2 separate regions of the Mus musculus genome follow, and region 1 is linked to region 2. A link is a contact called in ENCODE Hi-C or POLR2A ChIA-PET data. All regions are on one chromosome and are shown on one strand. The core of a region is the stretch at or near the end of the contact, and the rest is flanking DNA. Distances in the headings are between cores, read along the strand shown.

Region 1 (3,359 bases), core at 332-2,831, 670 kb after region 2:
CTCTTAAGATTGTTTTCAAACACATTTTTTTTTCTCCTGCAGCTTCTAGGTTTTTAAATTGTGTCCTGGGGCAAAGCAGAGGTTAACTCTTGGCTTAAGAAAATCTGTCTGAGGGGAATGAACTTTTCTTTCTTTGCTCTCATCCATCACTCACTCACTCACTCACTCACTCACTCACTCACACTTCACTGTTGAACCTTATCATCAACCCTTAAAAAGTATTTTAAGCATAAACAGGACCTAAGTTTAATGATACTTTCAGGCTGCTTATTAAGACAATCTAGGGAAAGTAGAAAAAGTTGGGACTTCAGGAAGCTACTGGAGAAATAGAGACATTATAATGATGGTTAGAGAAGTAAGAGTGAAGAAAAATCCACGGGTTCTGGAACTCTCCGAAAGCAAAATCTCTCCAAAAAGATTTGAGCATAGAGATACAGGACAAAGATGAAGGCACTGGACAAATGGCAAATGAGTACTTCAGATTTACTCACCCTATTAATTATCACTGGAGCATTATAAAATAACATTTAATTCTAAGGGTCTTATCTGTTAATAGTCAATTCTGATCATTACCACTATTAGCAAAATGAATTCCATAAAGACATAAAAACCCATTGTAAGTCATAGTAAAAAAGAAAAAAAAAACAGAAAAAAAAACTGAAAAAATCTGATTTTAGCATTGTAGATCAGAAGAAAAAGAATACTATTTTTTTTTTTTTTGTCAGCAACAACTAACTGGAAAACTATTGGCAAATGATTCCATCTACAATGAAGATAACTAATGATCTATCAAATTCACTAGATATGGGTTATGAATCCAGAAAGCCAAAAGAATCTACAGAGGTAGAATAGGAAACAGGGTGAAGGAGGATATTCCAGAGATCTTATCTCAAAGGCAGTAGCTCGGATTAACAGCCAGAAGACTCTACCCGACAAAAGTCAGGGCTCAATCCTAGAGCTGTTACTTTCTGGCTGTTACATTATCTCAGCCACTAGAGCTCTGCACTTGATGTCCAGGCTGTGGAATTCGAACTTAAGTGTACAGGTTAAGTGTGAAACACACTGGAAAAAAACTTCATACAGAAAAAAGCAAAACATTACACACTGCTGCATATTGCTTCCGTATTAAAATAACATGCCAGATCCGCAGGGTTATGTAAAATTAACTACCAGAATCACTTTCAACCTTTTTAGTTTGATGTAGCTGCTAGAAAATTTAAAAGTTTACACGAGGCTTGCACTCAATTCCTATTGGCCAATACAGCCATAACTTAATAGGAATTTCAAGGAGTAAACAGCTTTCACTTTGACACTGTGTACCTCAATGTCTTTTTCAATTGAAACTGACATGATAGCAAGCAAAAAAATGTCTGTTTGAGTTAAAACCAGCTATTTATAGCGCGCTAAGAAGGATGTCCAAGTGCTGAAGCTGAAGCTAGACTGGAGGAGGGTACAGTACAGCCCACCCGCTGTAGTCTGTTACTGCAGAAGCCTGGCCAAGGTTCCAAGGCGCTCTGCCAAGGGTTGGCAGTGTGGGGTTGGGGTGGGGAGGAGTGAGGGGGAGCTTCCAGGCGCATGTGCGGTCACACCTCCGTGGCCGAATCAGCCAATGGGATTGAGTAGACAGTCCGCGGGTTCGTAGAGATTCCTGCCCCCGTACCCCGTCCTGTCCTCCTCCTCCTCCTCCTCTTCTCTACGTCCCTTTTTTATATCAGCAAGCTAGGGGCGGTGCAACGGTGGGCGGGTCCTAATGACGTGCCCGGACGGGTCTCACACCATAGGAGTCTACAGTTCTTAGTTTGTGGCGGCTTGGGCGGGACGCACGCGGTGCAGTTCAAGATGGCGGATGCAGAAGGTAAGAGGTTCTGGTGGCAGTGCCATGAGACCTGTGGGGCCTCCTACACGACCCGGAGCTAGTTATAGTGAGATTGCATCGTGACCCGCGGTTCCCCGTGTTCCCGCTCGCAGTTTGGCTGTCTCACCACTCGGCTCTGGCTCTACCTGTGAATGCACGCATTCGTGACCAGTGACTAGGCTTCATTAGATCCTGGCTTCGTGCAAAAGATTCTACCAGGGTCCCCTCCCAAAGGCATCAGCCGTGGAGGCGACTGTGTCGTGATAAGGAGACGCGGTAGCATTTCTGCTGGCACTAGGCAGGACATTATGGAAATGAGGGTAGCAAAGGTGCAGAGCAAGGGTTAGGAAGGAAAGGAACAGAGGAGTTGGAAGCAAGTGTAACTCAGACCTACAAGAAAAACTTTAAGAGATCACAAGCCCCTATGGACAGTGCAGTGTTCGTTTGTGAAACTTTCCAGCCTGTGGACAAGTGCTTCCCTAAGTAATATTTGGCCTTGCCACAGCCACGTGGAGAACCCGAAGGGAAGCCAACACGTGCTAGAGTCATTTACCAGCCAAGCCATCCTAGTGTTTGGCCTCACAAACGTAAGTTCTCTCCAGTAATGTCAGACTTTAAAATGTTTTCTTTGTCCCGATTTTAGAGTTAATTTTAAACTTTGGTTTTAGTTTTCAAAATCTTCAAATATTGAGTTTGTTTCTTGTAGTAATTACATTCCCAAAGAAGCATAAGAAGAAAAAAGACCGGAAGCCATTACAAGAAGATGATGTTGCCGTGAGTAGAAATTTACTTTGCTTCGACTGATTGAGATAATTTAGTAAACAGCACATTAAAGGGGGAAAGTGCTTTTAAATATTCTCAATCAATATGCTAGTACTTAGTGGTCATTATGTAGAACGGGCAAAAACCTGAAATCATACAACTCCCAGAGAAATTTTCTAACATGCATGGCATGCTAAATGGTGAGCTATTGACCCTGAATTTCTCTGCCTTACTCCATCAGCAGACCCATGGTTTTGTTAAAATATTTGGATTCAACTTGATCTTCCTAAAGTTGAGTGACCTGGGTTTCAGAAATCACACCCCTCCTTTCCTCTTGTTTAAAAGGCATGCACTTCCAAAATTAAGCTGAGAAATGTTTCTGCTCTATTGAAGGAAATACAACATGCTGAAGAATTTCTTATCAAACCAGAATCTAAAGTGGCTCAATTAGACACTTCTCAGTGGCCCTTGTTACTAAAGGTATGTTTTCTGTGTATCAGATGGATGCTTGAATTCCATATTATTTCTAGTTAATGCTTACTGCTGGGGTGTTGTGTTGCATGCTCTTTATTCCAGTGGGCCAGGCAAGCCTAGTTTACATAAAGAGACCCTGTCTCAAAAAAGGAATGCTCACTGCCAGCATAGTTTACATTTAGAAAACTTTAAATGATGTAGCATGGAATATAGTATGTCACCAAAATGTCAATTGCTGTTAGGTTTTAGACAATTGCACTTTTGAAAT
Region 2 (3,307 bases), core at 415-2,914:
TCCAGGGTGGAAGGTGCTGAGCCAGTGGCTACCCTTTCAAGAACACACTAGTTCTGATGAAGTTCTTGTCCAAGATTACACAATAAGTTAATAGTGAAGATGGTCACACGAGGGTGAGCTGATTCCAGGATTAAAAGCAAGCAATTGAGTTTACCTTTGCCATCGAACACTGGCCACTGAACGTGCCCTGCTGCCACATAGCACATAAGGGGGTGATTTGGTCTAAGCCATGACTTTACTAAGCCCCCACCTGCTCCAGTCTCACTGTGTACTGTCAATACAACACCCCTCTGACTGCTTCTGTTCTTCAGTTTTTCCTAACAGAGCTGGGACTAGGTGGGATGAACAGAAATTTGCAGTAGGCTTTGGAAGATATGGCAAAGAGGAGGTGTTTATCCCTAGGGAACTTCATGCCGTAGAAAGAAAAGAGGGAGAGGCAGGACCTCAGATTCTTCCACTGAAATTAACAGTAATATTTTTCAAATTACAGATTCATTAAAATCAGAATTTTCCCTGATTGCACATCAGTTTTTTTTTTTCATCCAGGAGGAAGAAGTGCTACTGGGTGGTGCTTTAGCACCTGTGATGGTCCAAGTCTGGTCTCCACTCAATGGCTCAGCACAGAGTTCTGAGATGTGACACAAGTACATGTATATCAGGTACTGCTGTGATGATCAGGACACACAGGTGGAGTATATGCCATAGAGTTCAACCTAGTAGAACTTGTGGGTACCTCAGCAGTTCCGTCAATTGGGAAAGTTGAGATAGAGAGAGAGAAGTGCCTTGCACAAGGCTATATTTCATCTTTTAGACTCGGGGCCTGAAGGGAGACTCACCGATGCACCCATGATGATAAATATGTGTGTATCAGCTTGGTGGAAGGCATCACCCTGGTACAACTCTTCCCTCAGGATCCCACACACCTGGGTCCGGCTCAGGGCCACCTGCTCTGCCATGATGTTTTCTGGTGGAAGAAAAGACTCATTGATATGGTAGGAGAACGAAAGAGCATTGACAACTTAACCTTATCCAAGGGTCTTTTGGGTTCTCACCAGGCTGGTGACGATTACTAAAACCACTGGCCGGGAATGCTCTGTGTGTGTGTGTGTGTGTACGCGCGCGCGCGCGCGCGCGCGCGAGCATACATGCATTCGGAGATTCAGAAACTGCTGCCTCTGAGCTCCAGCCATAACCTCCAAAGTTGCCTTCGCTAGGGGCTGTACATTACGAAAGTACTAAAGCTTTAATATAATTCACCTAGGACATCCACTGTGGGCAGCTAGATAAAATCTGGTTACGGCATCACACTCTGTATATGGGACCATCGTATCGTACTCGGGTGTCTGCCAGAAACTCCACAATGAACTGAGCACGTTTGATTGTGCAGATGATGGAGTTCAGCTCCGGCTCTCTTCTGGCCCAGTTGGGTGATCCCCGAAAGTCCCTTCTCTTCTAAAGGTCTAGTCCTCATGGGCCCAATGCGGGGAAAGTGCGGGATACAAAGGGATGGGTTAAAAACTTGTAGATTAGCGCGCATCAAAGGGACTCGCGGCGTACAAGCGTGAAGCATGTCCCTCCACCGACATGCCATCAGACCACCCCTTTACCTGAGTTTAGTTGCCGCTGCCAAACACGTTCACAGATCTGTAGCGCACAGCCAGTTTCCGGGGGCTAAGCTTCGCTGGCCCATTTAACGCAAGAGGGCGTGTGCTTTGACTGAGCTGACCCGCCTCAGGAGAGGCAGGAGGGGAGGAGCTTCGGGCTAGTCTATCATTGCAGGAGGAGATGCGCGCGCATCCCTGGCCAGCCCCGCCCTTTGGCCTTCCCCGATGCCGCTGCCCCTACAATTTCGAGATCGCAAAGTCTTGTCATAAGTGCAGCTCCACACAGTTCTCCTGGGTCCCCGTCTCCTGTGTCACCCAGCCATTATGTATGGCCTAGCTTTCCGCTGGACCTTCGAGGCCCTGCACCTTCCCGGATGACCCCACTTCCGTTAGCAGCATAGCCACGCCTTCCCTAGCTGCTAGTTTGGCTTCGGAGCTGGACTTTCGCAGCTTCCTCTAGGCTTTTTCCTTGGTGGGGGCCCAGCGGCAGAGAGCCCAGTAGCAGGACCAGACTGAAACTTGGGTGTTTTAGTGCGGATGCGGTGCCTTGAAAATGGGGTAGGGGCGAGTGTGGGCGTGGTGACGCACTACTTTAATCCTAGCAGACGGGAAAAAAGAGGCAGGTAGATCTCTGAGTTCGAGACCCTGGTCTTATGGGACCCTGTCTCAAAAAAAAAGTGTGTGTATAAGTGTGTGATGTTTATCAGTGAGGAGAGCTCTGGTGTTCTGCTGGCCGACGCAGGCTGGCGATCTAAGACTTTTCTTTGGAACAGAGTATGGCACTTTGGGGTTTTGATTCACTGGTTAATCTCCAAGCCTTTGAGTCTGTGTTTTACTTCCGGATCCCGCACTTACGACACCGGAAGCCGGAAGTGGAGTTTTCCACTGCAGAGAAGGGAAGGGTGACCGCCTGACTAGGACTTTCTAGGAGCTCCGGTTCTGTCGGAGCGGTCGGATCCCTCTGCTCCTGCCCTCTTCACTTCTGGCCGACTCTGCTGACAGGTGTGGTCCTCTTCTCCAAAGACAGGGCTCCATCGGTGGCTGTTTCGTAGCTTCCGAGACTCCAGAGGTCCACACCCTTCCCCCCACCTTAGGCCCAGTTTGTTCTGCCGCAAGCTTCTAATTATTCGCTACCCAGATTATTTAGGCTAGTCGGATTGAATCTGCCCTTCCCTTCACTGCAGCTGTCGCCTAAGGGCTTGGCCCCTAGTGCTAGAACTCTTTAGGTAGCAGACATTTTCTGTTGATCAAACTGTTTCTGAAACACGTTTTGCACTGTAGGCCAGGTAGACCTCGAACTCAAAGTTCTGCCTCAGCCTTTCGAGTGCTAGAGCAACAGGTGTTCGCCATCAGGCTAGGCTGTTTATCAAACTTGAGTGCATTTGAAGTCTTTAAAAAGTTTTCACGTGTACCTTCACAACTAAAGGTCTTACCTTCTGCACCTCAGTTTACTTTGCAAATGATTCATAGTAATCTGTTTGCCTGTCCTCATAACATTTATCTGACCTGAGAAGGAATGTGTTGTCTTGGCATTTCCTAGGAAAAAGGAAGGACCAGAGAGGGCAAGGGAGAATAGTTGGTGGAGAGGAAGGAAGGGAGTATAGGTGGTATAGGATCTTGTAGGCTGTTGTATGGACTTTGCTTTTTAACACTAGGAGAAATGGAAACTCTGAAAGAGTTCATGGTAGAGAAGAGAAGTAGTT

The links. A loop is a pair of places that touch in the nucleus more often than their neighbours do. ChIA-PET counts read pairs that join two places held with the same protein, here RNA polymerase II (POLR2A).
Region 1: a map of T-helper 17 cell shows a loop between it and region 2 (3-fold over the local background). The contact joins the promoter of Dkc1 here to the promoter of G6pdx in region 2. A Hi-C loop is called at or near these places in 2 of 37 maps with a recorded cell type or tissue (T-helper 17 cell and left cerebral cortex). POLR2A ChIA-PET finds 5 or more read pairs at or near these places in 2 of 5 experiments (both embryonic stem cell).

The regions. Positions count from the first base shown.
Region 1 is chrX:75,094,273-75,097,631 of GRCm38, forward strand. It overlaps Dkc1 (dyskeratosis congenita 1, dyskerin), which reads left to right and starts at 1,582. Exons shown (of 15, transcript NM_001030307.2): 1 at 1,582-1,855; 2 at 2,562-2,629; 3 at 3,011-3,097. The coding sequence starts at 1,840.
Region 2 is chrX:74,427,216-74,430,522 of GRCm38, forward strand. It overlaps G6pdx (glucose-6-phosphate dehydrogenase X-linked), which reads right to left and starts at 1,665. Exons shown (of 13, transcript NM_008062.3): 1 at 1,608-1,665; 2 at 837-964. The coding sequence starts at 956. It overlaps Ikbkg (inhibitor of kappaB kinase gamma), which reads left to right and starts at 2,466. Exons shown (of 10, transcript NM_010547.2): 1 at 2,466-2,606.